Regions from separate parts of the Mus musculus genome. Here region 1 is linked to region 2. The links are chromatin loops, found by intact Hi-C in ENCODE. Cell type or tissue: gastrocnemius. All regions are shown on one strand. Each heading gives the region's core, and the rest is flanking DNA. Links, peaks and the distances in the headings are about the cores only. Region 1 overlaps Disp2 (dispatched RND tramsporter family member 2). Region 2 holds the start of Ankrd63 (ankyrin repeat domain 63).

Region 1 (5,319 bases), core at 1-5,000, 87 kb before region 2:
ACAGAGGCCCGTGTTCACTTCCAGCCCAGAGAAGCTTCCCAAGAACTGAAGTGTCCCGATTAAGAGCCAATGAGAAGGGATGAGATTCAATAGGCTGTGGAGGTTCTTAAGGGTTTTTCTAGTCAGTGAGATACTCCAACTGGATCCCAAAGATGGAGTACCTTAGCGTCACTGAACTTCTTGTCACCCGGGAGACAGCTGATCAGCCTCCCCAATACCTGGAACTGCACATCTGGCCTCCCTCCTTTCCAGAGTAGGGGTCCTTGTTGGCACTGTGGGGACAGATGAGTCCTTAGTTGGTCACAGGGAGAGCCTGGTATTACCTTGCAAGGCCCTCCCACTGAATCCTCCAGATGCAGGGGTAAGTAGCAAAGAGATCAAGGCTAGAACATCTGGCAGGGTTTAGAATCCATACTTGGAGGGTAAGACATCATGTCAATAGGGAGAAATACCTTCAGGCTCTAGGCTAGTGTGGCATCTGCCTTATCTTCACCAACAGGGTTGTGGACCCTGGTCTGGCCTTCCTTGGCCTCTCTCAGCTGCTGTAGCCAGAGGTGTAGGTGCTGGGCCTACGGAGCCAAACATCTGGGAGATCTGGCTGACTGTTGGGAAGCATCACAGGGCTGATATCGCCTGGCCCTCCACGGCCCTTCCAGGATAAGCTGCTGTGGTGAGAATTGGGCATGTTTGGGTCATAGATGGTCTCCTTCAGTGCTAGCCAGAGGGTGTCGCGCTTCCCATTCAGCTGGCCCCGCTCAAGTATGGGGTGTCCAGTGCCATTCATGACTTCTGGGGAGGTACCCACAGAATCTGGCACACGGACACTATGCTCAGAGGCACAGGTGTCATCTGAGACGCTGAGTCCCTCCAGGGTGCTGGCTGAGGAGCACAGGCCATCGGGGAGCTCTTCCACTTTGGACTTAGGGCAGTGGGCAGGGCCTTCTGGCAGTGCCTGCAGGGGCTCAGTTTTCTGTCCCTGGGAATCTTGCCTGATCCAGGTTTGGGGGGTGGGGCCAGCCTGCTTATATGGAGAGGAGGTCTGCAGGGCTGGACACTGGCTGAAGACTGTCTGGTGGTCTAGGAGCAGATCCCTTGGGGAGACAGGGGCTTGGGCATGCTGGAGGCAGCAGCTGCCATCATGTATCTGCAGGTCTTCAGAGAGTATGGAAGGCCGATGGGAAAGCTTGCTGGTGGCTGTGCTGGTGTCGAAGCTGGGACTCCGGCGCCGTGCCAGGGGCTGCAACTCATAGTGTTCGGAGAATCCTGGTGGCCCCGCTCGCCCCTTCTCGTCAGGATCCTCAGTCCCGGCATCCCACGGCAGATGGGCGCAGGGCCAGAGGATCTGGCCACAGTTCTTTTCTGGCCCGAAGAAACAGCACAGGGACTGAAAGAAGAAGCTGGCAAAGCCACAGCCAAGGAACTTGACCATCATGACGATGATGCCCAGCTTCCGATAGAGCAGTATAGTGGAAGGCAGCATGATCACACCAGAGGCAAACAACACTCCAGTCGTCATCGCCGTGGCCCGGCTGATCTGACGTAAAGAGAAGGCCACACGGCTCAGGCGGTCCGGGTGTGGGCACAAGTGATAGGAGATGCAGTAGTTAATGGTTAAGTCTACAGAGAGGCCCACAGAGGCAGAGAGAAAGAGAGCTTCGGCAGTGTTGAGTTGCCACTCAAGAAGAACCAGCAAGCCCACCGTGAGCAGTACGGTGCCAGCCACAGCTGCCACAGAGAACAGACTGAGGGGGACATTCCAGGTGCTCAGCAGCAGTGTGGCAAAGGCTAGTGCCAGGGCCAGACCAAGCACGACAGCTGGCTCTGTGCTTAGACTATGCTGCAAGCTGTACAGCTCCAAGTTGCTGGTGAACCAACCCTGGTTGAGGCCAGGAGGTGCCTTGCTCATCTCGGTTGACAACCAGCGGCTGATTTCAGTGTAGAAGTGGTGGACCGGGCCGTACTCTGTACTGTAGGGTAAGTTGGTCTGGAACTTTAGAACTAGAGCTGCCAGGTTGCCATGAGTATCGAAGCGGAGTCCCAGGTCACGTGTGCCATCAGGACTTTGCTCCAGAGCCATCATCTTGAGACAGTGCAGGTAAAGCTGGGGGGCCCAGGGGAATTCTGATTGTCCGCAGCATAGATCAGGACCCAGGCGGCCACAGCTAGGGCTCTCCATCCACTGCTGTAAGGCTTCCACTAAACACAGCGTAGGCCAGCCCTCTGGCTGATCTCCAAAGAAGCTCTGATTCTGGGCTCCATGGCAGAGAGCCAGGAGCCACTCCTGGGCCTCCGGGCTGCTAGGCGAGAAGTCAGGATCACTTACCACTGAGCTGTTGGTGCGAGGGTCCAGGGGATCACTAGTGTCCACTGGCAGGATTCCCCACACCAGAACCACTGGCAAGTTGCCGCCCTCGTTTGGAGGCAGATCCTCGAACAGGAACTGCTGGCGATACTCTGCGTCAAAGCGTTCAAAGGGATGGCTAGAACGGAAGAACTGGCCTCCAAGTGGCAATAGAATGGGCAGTTGCAGGCGAGGGCTGACGCCGCCGATGTAGGCGCCCCCTGCCGCCAACGCCGCGAACCAGCAGATCCAGATGTACCGAAACTTAATGACACCACAGGGCAGCAGGCGCTGGAAAAGCAGGCGCGAGAGGATGGAAATAATCTTGCGAAAAATACGGATCCGTCTGTGCAACGCCAGCAACAGCCTCAGGGGGTCGCTGCCACCCCTCTGGCCGTGCGCTTGGGCCACACAGCCGTGAGCCAAGTAGCGCTCATGGAGCACCACGGTGGCGGGAAGCCAGAGCAGTGTGAGCCCCATGTGCACTAGTACAGCAGTGCCCATGAAAAGAGCAAAGCAACGCACTGCGGGCAGGCGGCTCAGGTAGCTGCCGTAGAAGGCTGCGCTGGTGGTGAGGCCTGAGACCAGGAGCAGGTAGCCAAAGTGGTGCATGGTACGGCCTACACGGTGTGGCATGCCCCCGGAAGGCACCTGACCCCTGCTGAGGCGCCACATATCCAAGAAGATGAGCGTGTAATTGACACAGACACCACTAAGCAGAAGGAGAGCCGCTAGATTGACAAAGGGGAAGTAGGCCATGCGGAATGCCACATGGTAAAGAAAGTAGGCCACCATTAGGGAGCCCAGCACCCCTAGAAGTGACATGAACGTGATGAAGAGTGAGCGCAGGTAGAGGGACATGCCAAAGAAGATGACAACCAGGGCTATCAAGGGATACATGGTGTCTTCGGCTAGGTAATACTTCAGCAGTCTGGGCTTGAGGCCCAAGTCCATGCCACTGATAGATGTGTAGTTGTCAGAGACTTTAATTGGGTCACCTAGGCCGTCCAGGTAGATGTCTAGAAGAGAGGAGGTCTTTATAATGGGCAGGAAGAGCAGGGCAAACTTGAGGGAGGGCACCTGGTAATCCGCAGTCTGGGGACTCAGAAAGTCTCTGTCTAGCAGGTAGTGCAGGAATTCATAGACCACGTTGCTTCCGGTACACTTGGCAGGAACTTGGGCACAAAACGGGGGTTTGTCCTGGCTAGACCCCACACAAGCAGGCACCAGGACACCACGATGGTAGAAGGTGGCACAGAACCGTAGCAGGGCCAATGTGCGGTCTGTATCGGCTTGGGTAGTGTCTTGGCAGGAGGAGCGGTTAGACAGCACGGCCAGATAGTTGCCCAAGGACCAGCTGGGGCAGCACTCATTGGCTGCTGATCGCTGGCACAGAGCCCCAAAACTGATGTGAGAGCGGATCTGTAGGGCACACAGGAGTGGGGGAGTGAAGCTCAGAGGGAAATCCAGGGGCCCAGGTTACCTTAACCCTGTCTTGAGCTCTCTCACCTCTTGTCATGCTGAAGGGCAGAGAGCAAGTATTTTGACTACCCAAAGGAAATACTTTGTCTCAAAGCTGTCTTTGCACCTCACCTAGCTTCTAGTAACTCTATCTTGGCTTTATCAAAGGCAAGCCTGGGGAGGTTTCCCCAGACCTTTCCCAGAGGCTACCAGAAGGGCTCCTGCAGCCCCTCCCTGCCAGCTTTGCAACTTCCTAAGTCAGGAATGGGAATAGATGTGACAAGCCACATATAGGGCAAGGTCAAGAGACCAGGGAGCTGGAAGCAAGCAGTAGAAGACATTCCAGGGTCAGGGTCGTGGAGAACCCCCAGCCCTTCTTTCCCTGGGTTACTGAAGGCCTCTTAAGGCCAGAACTTCCTCTTGCCACCGTGTGCCTCCTTTCCTTTTTAACCCCGCTGTCCCCATCACAACAGCTGGTGTGGGGCAAAGCTCCCACCTGGGAGTCAGATGCCCCACTCTGCCATTAACCACATGTCTAGTTGACAGCGACACTGATACTATACACTTATCAAGTCATTCCTAGTGCCAGAATTATGTCAGATTCTTCCAAATTCAATCTCATTTCACAGTCACTTTCCCTATAAAGGGCATACTATTGTCCCTATTTCATATTTACAGGGCTGAGGATGTAGCTCAGTAATAGAGCATGTACTTAGTCCATTCAAGTATCTAAGTTTGATCCCCAGCACACACACACAAAAAACAAAAAACAAAAAAACAAAAAACAAAAAACAAAAAACAAAAACAAAAACAAAGAAAACCAACCAACCAACCAAACAAACAAACAAAAAACAACACATATGGGGCAGTGAGAGATTAAGAAGTTACATACCAAATGAACCCTGAGCTGGCCTTGAACTCAGGCATTTGAGGGCAGAACACATATTCTTAACCAGTGTCTTCTGATGCTCTGGACATTGTGATGTGACACAAGGGACTTGGTGTATAGAGCTATAGAGCACTTTGCATTACTGGTTTTAGCAGCAAACACTTCCACAGATGCCTCTGTATATGGTTCTCCAGCAGCATAACTGAATTGCCACTGCTTGGATTGACAAGGCTGCAGTCTTGAAGCCTAGAGTCTCTACTTCCCGGGGCCAGCGTCTCTTCCACACACATTTTAGATCTCTTTTCAAACCTTTTGAAACTCCTTATGCTCTGCTTGAGTTCTCGTTGCCACAGGAGGTTGGAGCTTCTACAGTTAGCCTACTTTCCTTTGCCCTGGCCCAACCCAGAGCCTCCAGCAGAATTGGAATAGTTTTCTAAGCAGGAAGAGCTCTCCTCAGTCCACCTTGGCAGTCCTGGCTAAGCAGTATCCCACGGGAACTGGGTCCTTCATGTCCTCAGTTCCCACCCATACCCTGGCATGTCCCCAGCCAGCTCACCTGCTCCTGTTCTATGCGACACATGGAATGGATGGCTTGCAGGTTCCACAGGCTTCCCCCAGAGGTGGACAC
Region 2 (5,363 bases), core at 296-5,295:
GTGAAATCTCTGGGTTTTTTTTTCTCCCCCCAGCTTTTGCTGTTTCTTTTCTGTTCAGAACATAGTGAGCCAAGGGTAGAAAGTCAGAGCAAAGGCTCTAGGTTCTGAAACCTGGGACTCACTGCCCATCTGGGAACTCAGCACAGACCAGAGTGAGGCTCTGAAGACTTGACCAATTTTCCCACTACACCCCACCCCCAAATACATTGTTTCCTTCCACCATAGGCAACAGGGGCACAGGCAAAGCTGAGCTGGTTCAGGGAGGCACTTGGGAAGAGGGGCTGGGGAGGTGGGGGAGGCTTGATGCTTTTTTTCATGGAGGTGCACAGCCTAGCCTTCCTCTTGATCCCAAAGGCAGAAAAAAAAAAAAGGGAAGAAAGCATTTTTCTCTCACGATGAAAACAGGGAAAACTGAGTCCTAAAAGGACAAAAGCCTTTCTTCTGCTTAAGGAGTGGGAGCATGCCTGTCACCTTCCTGGGAGTGGAGAGTGTCACCTGGATGCTGATGGGACGGACTTTGAGGTCCCTCTAAATGGTGCTTCTCCAACTGGCTCCTGACCCTGTGTGGTGCAGGCGGAGTTTCTGTCTCTGCTCCCTCTGCACAGATGGGACTGTGCAGGCCTGGGTTGACACTGCCAGTGTATGACACAGGCTGAGACCTAACTCTCCTGCCAAGAAATGCGTGGGGGCTCAGTTCACCGACTGTGCACTTAGTAATATGCCTCACAGGACAAAGGGGAGCATGAGTCCCTGTTGTATGGTCTAGCCCGAATCCACTCCTAGGCCATCCTGGAGCCTAGGTAGTCCAGAAGACACAGATGCTCCGGGGCCTCCCCAGCCCCTGCTCCCCGGGGCAGAGCACTCCTCACAGAATCCTCAGGCGTGTCCCGCAAAGCAACCAGACTGGACACCCCCTCCATTCTTCACTGGACTTCCTTTCTCTTACAGCATAGGACCCCTGAACACAACCCTCCACATTGTGTCTGTTGGGTGCCTTTGTCCCTGTAACCCCTCTGCCTGGCCGTCTTCCTTGTTTCTTAGCCTGCGTCTCTCATCCTTAAAGGACTAACTCTGCTGTTGCCTTCAGAGGATCTTAGTTCCCTCTCCTTCCCATCATTTGTCCTTCCATCCAATGGCTGTTTTGAGTTTGCATTTAGCAGATGTTCTCAGTCCTGGGTTCGTCTTCCTGACTGAGAAGACAAGTCTCATTCATTCAGTTTGTGCATCTGTGTTTCCCATTGCTGGAAACACAACCATAGGGTCTCATGTAGCCCAGGCTGGCCTCAACCTAACTGTAGCTGAGGATGATCTTGGAACTTCTGAGCCTCCTGCCTCCATCTCTCAAGTGCTGGGTTGTTAGCTTATAGCACCACACCTGGCTTCATCCTGGGAATGAATCAAACCAATCGTTTCGTGTATACTGGGCAAATACTCGACCAGCTGCGAAAAGTCCCTAGCTCTTCACTTATTCTACAAATAAACTCCATTTCAACTATTCTCAAGCCCTTTCTCTAGTCCTGGGAGCTTGTGGGGCACTCATTGTAAGACTCTGCTAGGCCTTCAGTATTCCCCGTCTCTAGCGCCCATGAGCTGATTGTCCAAAGGAAGTAGGTTTTCCACACATCTGATTGAAAAAAAAAAAAAATCTCAGGCTGTCTCCTTTCTGTAGGGGCCAGGTCTAGCGCTCTGTGGCCTAAAGATGGTTTTGTGCTCAAGAGAACCCAGCCCTGTCAGGGAATTCTTGCTTGTGTCTTTTGTCCTTTCCTAGACCCTAACTAGCCCATCTTTGAGGAGATAGGAGGTAGTGCCTGGGAAGTCCAAATGCCTGCATACTCTCGGGTCCTAAGGCACCTGCCCTGGGTCAGAGCGGCCAGTGTCTAAGTCAACTTGCTCCACAGCGACCGATCAACCGTGGAGCTGGCACGCGGGCGCGCTGTCAGGTTTGGAGACGTCTGAGATTGGAGAATGCACCCCCGCCCTTCTCTGAGTGAGCGCGTGCGGGAGGCACAATTGTGTGTGGCTGTGATTCGCTGCACTTTAGATGGCAGTTATCAGCCAGACTGAGCGCCCTCAGTCCGGAGCACAAATGCCTCATACCCCAAATTACTTTTCCTCTGTCTCTTGCCCACCTCAAGCTGGTGCACTGTCCAGTCCTGTCCTCGTGGGGTCCCAGTCCCTTTAACCTAAAACCGATGGCAGGAGCTCCCGCCAGTTTCTAAGCAGCGGAGGCTACCGATTCCGGCGGAGGCGGGGGGCGGGGAAAGATGACTGAGACTTTAGGATTGGCCCCGCCGGGTGCATGTGGCCCCCGGCGAGCAGCCTCCACCCCCGCCCCGCAACCGCCGCCGCATTCCCAGGGGAGCGCGGAGGAGGAGCCGCTCCCCAACTTCGTGGCCCACGAAGGGGTGGGGGTCAGGGGCGGTCTCCCTTGCCCTGTCCGTCTCTGCCCCGAAGGTGCAGTCTGCTTCCAGAGCAGCCATTGCCATGGAGACCCCTGAAGCTATAAAGCCAGGTATCTAGGCGTCGGGCACCTCAGGAGCCGCCGAGCCCCCCAAGTAAAAAAGCAAGCGTCCCGGCCCCCGCAAGAAAGGAGGAGGCGGGGAGAGGCTCTGGGAGCTGGAGGAGCGGCGCTCCCCGCCGAGGCAGGAGGCAGGCGCGCCAGGCGGGAGCCACCCGCTCAACAGGGGAGCAGGGGCTGCCCGGGGTGCGGGTGAGTGGCGTTGCTCCAAGCCACGAGGGACCAAGGGGCGTCGGATACAGGGAAGAGGGCCCAAGAGTTGAGGAGGCCGAGCTTGGAGCTTGAGCGGGAGTCGAAGCAGCCAGCAGCCCACACCTCCAGGCGTGGGGGGCCAGGGAGGAAAAGCAAGACGCCCTGGGAGCGGCGAGGCAGCCGAGCGGTAGGGAGACCTGAGCGGGAACTGCAGGACACTTGGTTGCAGCCACCTACACGCCGCTTGGAAAGAGCGGTACCGGTGTCCGGGCCGGGGCCGTAGCCCCGTGGGGTGAGGGAACAGGGGCGCCCCCGTGCGTCGGACTTCCGGGGCGCGGCGGCCGGAGCCATGCTCAAGCCCAAGGACCTGTGTCCCCGAGCGGGGACGCGCACCTTCCTTGAGGCCATGCAGGCCGGCAAAGTGCACTTGGCCCGTTTCGTGCTGGACGCGCTGGACCGCAGCATCATCGACTGCCGCGCAGAGCAGGGCCGGACGCCGCTTATGGTGGCCGTGGGGCTGCCGGACCCCGCGATGCGCTCGCGCTTCGTGCGACTGCTGCTGGAGCAAGGTGCAGCCGTGAACCTGCGGGACGAGCGGGGCCGCACTGCACTCAGCCTGGCCTGCGAGCGAGGCCACTTAGACGCCGTGCAGCTCCTGGTGCAGTTCAGCGGCGATCCGGAGGCGACGGACTCGGCGGGCAACAGCCCGGTGATGTGGGCGGCGGCGTGCGGCCACGGGGCGGTGCTGGAGTTCTTGGTGCGCTCTTTCCGCCGCCTGGGCTTACGCCTTGACCGCACCAACCGGGCGGGCCTCACCGCACTGCAGCTGGCTGCCTCCCGCGGCCACGGGACCTGTGTGCAAGCCCTCACCGGGCCTTGGGGTCGGGCAGCCGCTGCGGCAGCGGCCCGGGGTTCCAACTCCGACAGTCCCCCTGGCCACCCTGCCCCGGCGCCCAGCCCAGAGCGGCGACGACCCAGTCCCCGTCGTTTACCGCGCCCTCTTTTGGCACGGTTTGCGCGAGCTGCCGGCGGCCACGGTCACGGTCACGGCCATGGCCACGGCCACGGAGGCGAGCTTGCCTCTGCTGGCAAGGGCTCGGTCCGTTATAGGGCACAAGGCAATGAGAGACCAGAGTTGGGCCGGAGCATGAGCCTAGCTCTGGGTACCATGACCGAGGAGGAGACAGCACGCCTTAGGGCAGGAGCTCTGATGGCTCGACCAAACTCACCCCAGTCTTCGGGGAGTGGGCGGTGGCGTTCGCAGGAGGTGCTGGAGGGAGCGCCACTGGCCTTAATGCAAGCCCCGGTCGGCCTTAGTCCTCATCCCGAGGGCTGCCCCGGCTCTGGCCGCCTGGGTTTGCGCCGACGGTCCACAGCTCCAGACATCCCCAGCCTGGTCGGGGAGGCTTCAGGGCCTGAGAGTGGCCCAGAATTAGAGAACAACGCTCTGCCTTTCTCAGTGCCTGGGCCAAAGCCTTGGCAGGCGGGCACAGAGGCTGTGGTACTGCAGGCTCAGCGGTAAGGAGCACGAAGGTCGCGCCCTGTAAAGTTCACTCTGTCTCTAGCTACTGAGATGTCTCCCATTCTTCCAAGTCCTCCCTTTCTCTGCAGTTTTCTGCCCACCCTTTGTCCCCACTGCTAAAGGGAGATTTCCTGTAGTCCTCCACCAGATGTAAGAAAGAGATCCCATCTTTTTGCTCTTTGGTATTTCCCACGTAAATCTCCCACCTTCCTCCAGCTTGATTTCCTTGTCCTGGGGGAAAAAGGAGGTGTGAACAACGGCTGCTTCTGTGGGCTTCAGCTTTCTAGCCGGAAAGGTGGATGGCTCAGGCCCAGCCCCAGCCTTGAGGTTCAACTGCCTAGGCTCGGTACCCGCAGCATCCCTTGCCTATTTTTAACTTTTCCTATCACCTTGGCAGCCAGGTAACGGCAGAGCTGGCTTCGGAAGAACAAGGGCCCAGGCGGCTGTGCCTGCTGATGCTGACCATAATAGTTTGACAAACTACCAAAGTCTCCCTTCCCTGTAAGTGTTGGAAGAAAGGAGGAACTAACGTGGCCACGTAAGCTTTTTGGACAAGAGGGCTGATTATGAAGGAATCCAATGGTTAAGGTTTTCTGAGGCAGAGACTCAAGGCAACAGGAATATTTTGAGACGCAATGCCCCCTTTAGGTGTTTACCAGCTTTCCCTTCTGGGAAATCAACTTCCTTTGACTCTGTCTCAGTCAAGACTATGGGATCTAACTTCATTGATACTGGTGGGTCACTGCTTCCCCAAGCCCCTACTAACTCTTGGCTTCTGGGCCTGCTTGACCCCCCAAATGATTGCGTTTGAATTTCATCTTTGAGGATCAATGTTTTCCCTTCTCCTGGCCCAGCCTTACTTATATTTCCACTTAGTCCCAGAGGCCTGAAATGGAAAGGACATAGCACCCCACCCCCTCCTTCCTCCCAGCTCCCCCATTCCACACGTGGGTGCTCCAAGAGGGTGGAACAGCTAGGAAGGATTTTTGCTTAATTGTATTTCTCCCAACCCTCAAAAGAACTCGTGTTTTGAGCCTTTGTGTATGAAGCAGAAAGCAGCAGGTCTGATCCGAGGCTTAAGAACCTGACAACGTCTCTTTAAATAGCACCTCAGCGAGGGGGATAATTGAC

The links. Hi-C counts contacts between places; a loop is a spot of excess contacts. Peaks named below come from ENCODE experiments on the same cell type or tissue, not always from the same donor. Only the 100,000 strongest peaks of a DNase experiment are listed, where the experiment ranks them.
Region 1: it touches region 2 in a loop (1.9-fold over the local background); 2 of 42 quality-filtered maps call a loop at or near these places.

The regions. Positions count from the first base shown.
Region 1 is chr2:118,788,043-118,793,361 of GRCm38, reverse strand. Disp2 (dispatched RND tramsporter family member 2) reads right to left here. Exons shown (of 8, transcript NM_170593.3): 7 at 5,248-5,319; 8 at 1-3,763. The coding sequence ends at 536. Among named protein-coding and RNA genes, the nearest start is that of Gm38629, 8.0 kb to the left of the region's middle. In gastrocnemius, for the core only: CTCF peaks have their summits at 725 and 2,593 (motif pointing left); DNase peaks (open chromatin) are centred at 2,377, 2,780, 3,707, 4,028 and 3 more places; H3K4me3 peaks cover 808 bases; H3K27ac peaks cover 730 bases.
Region 2 is chr2:118,701,135-118,706,497 of GRCm38, reverse strand. Ankrd63 (ankyrin repeat domain 63) reads left to right here and starts at 2,535. Exons shown (of 1, transcript NM_001081971.1): 1 at 2,535-5,363. The coding sequence starts at 3,060. The coding sequence ends at 4,232. It also overlaps a transcript of Plcb2 not described here. In gastrocnemius, for the core only: a CTCF peak has its summit at 3,029; DNase peaks (open chromatin) are centred at 2,351, 2,739, 3,089, 3,429 and 2 more places; H3K4me3 peaks cover 2,262 bases.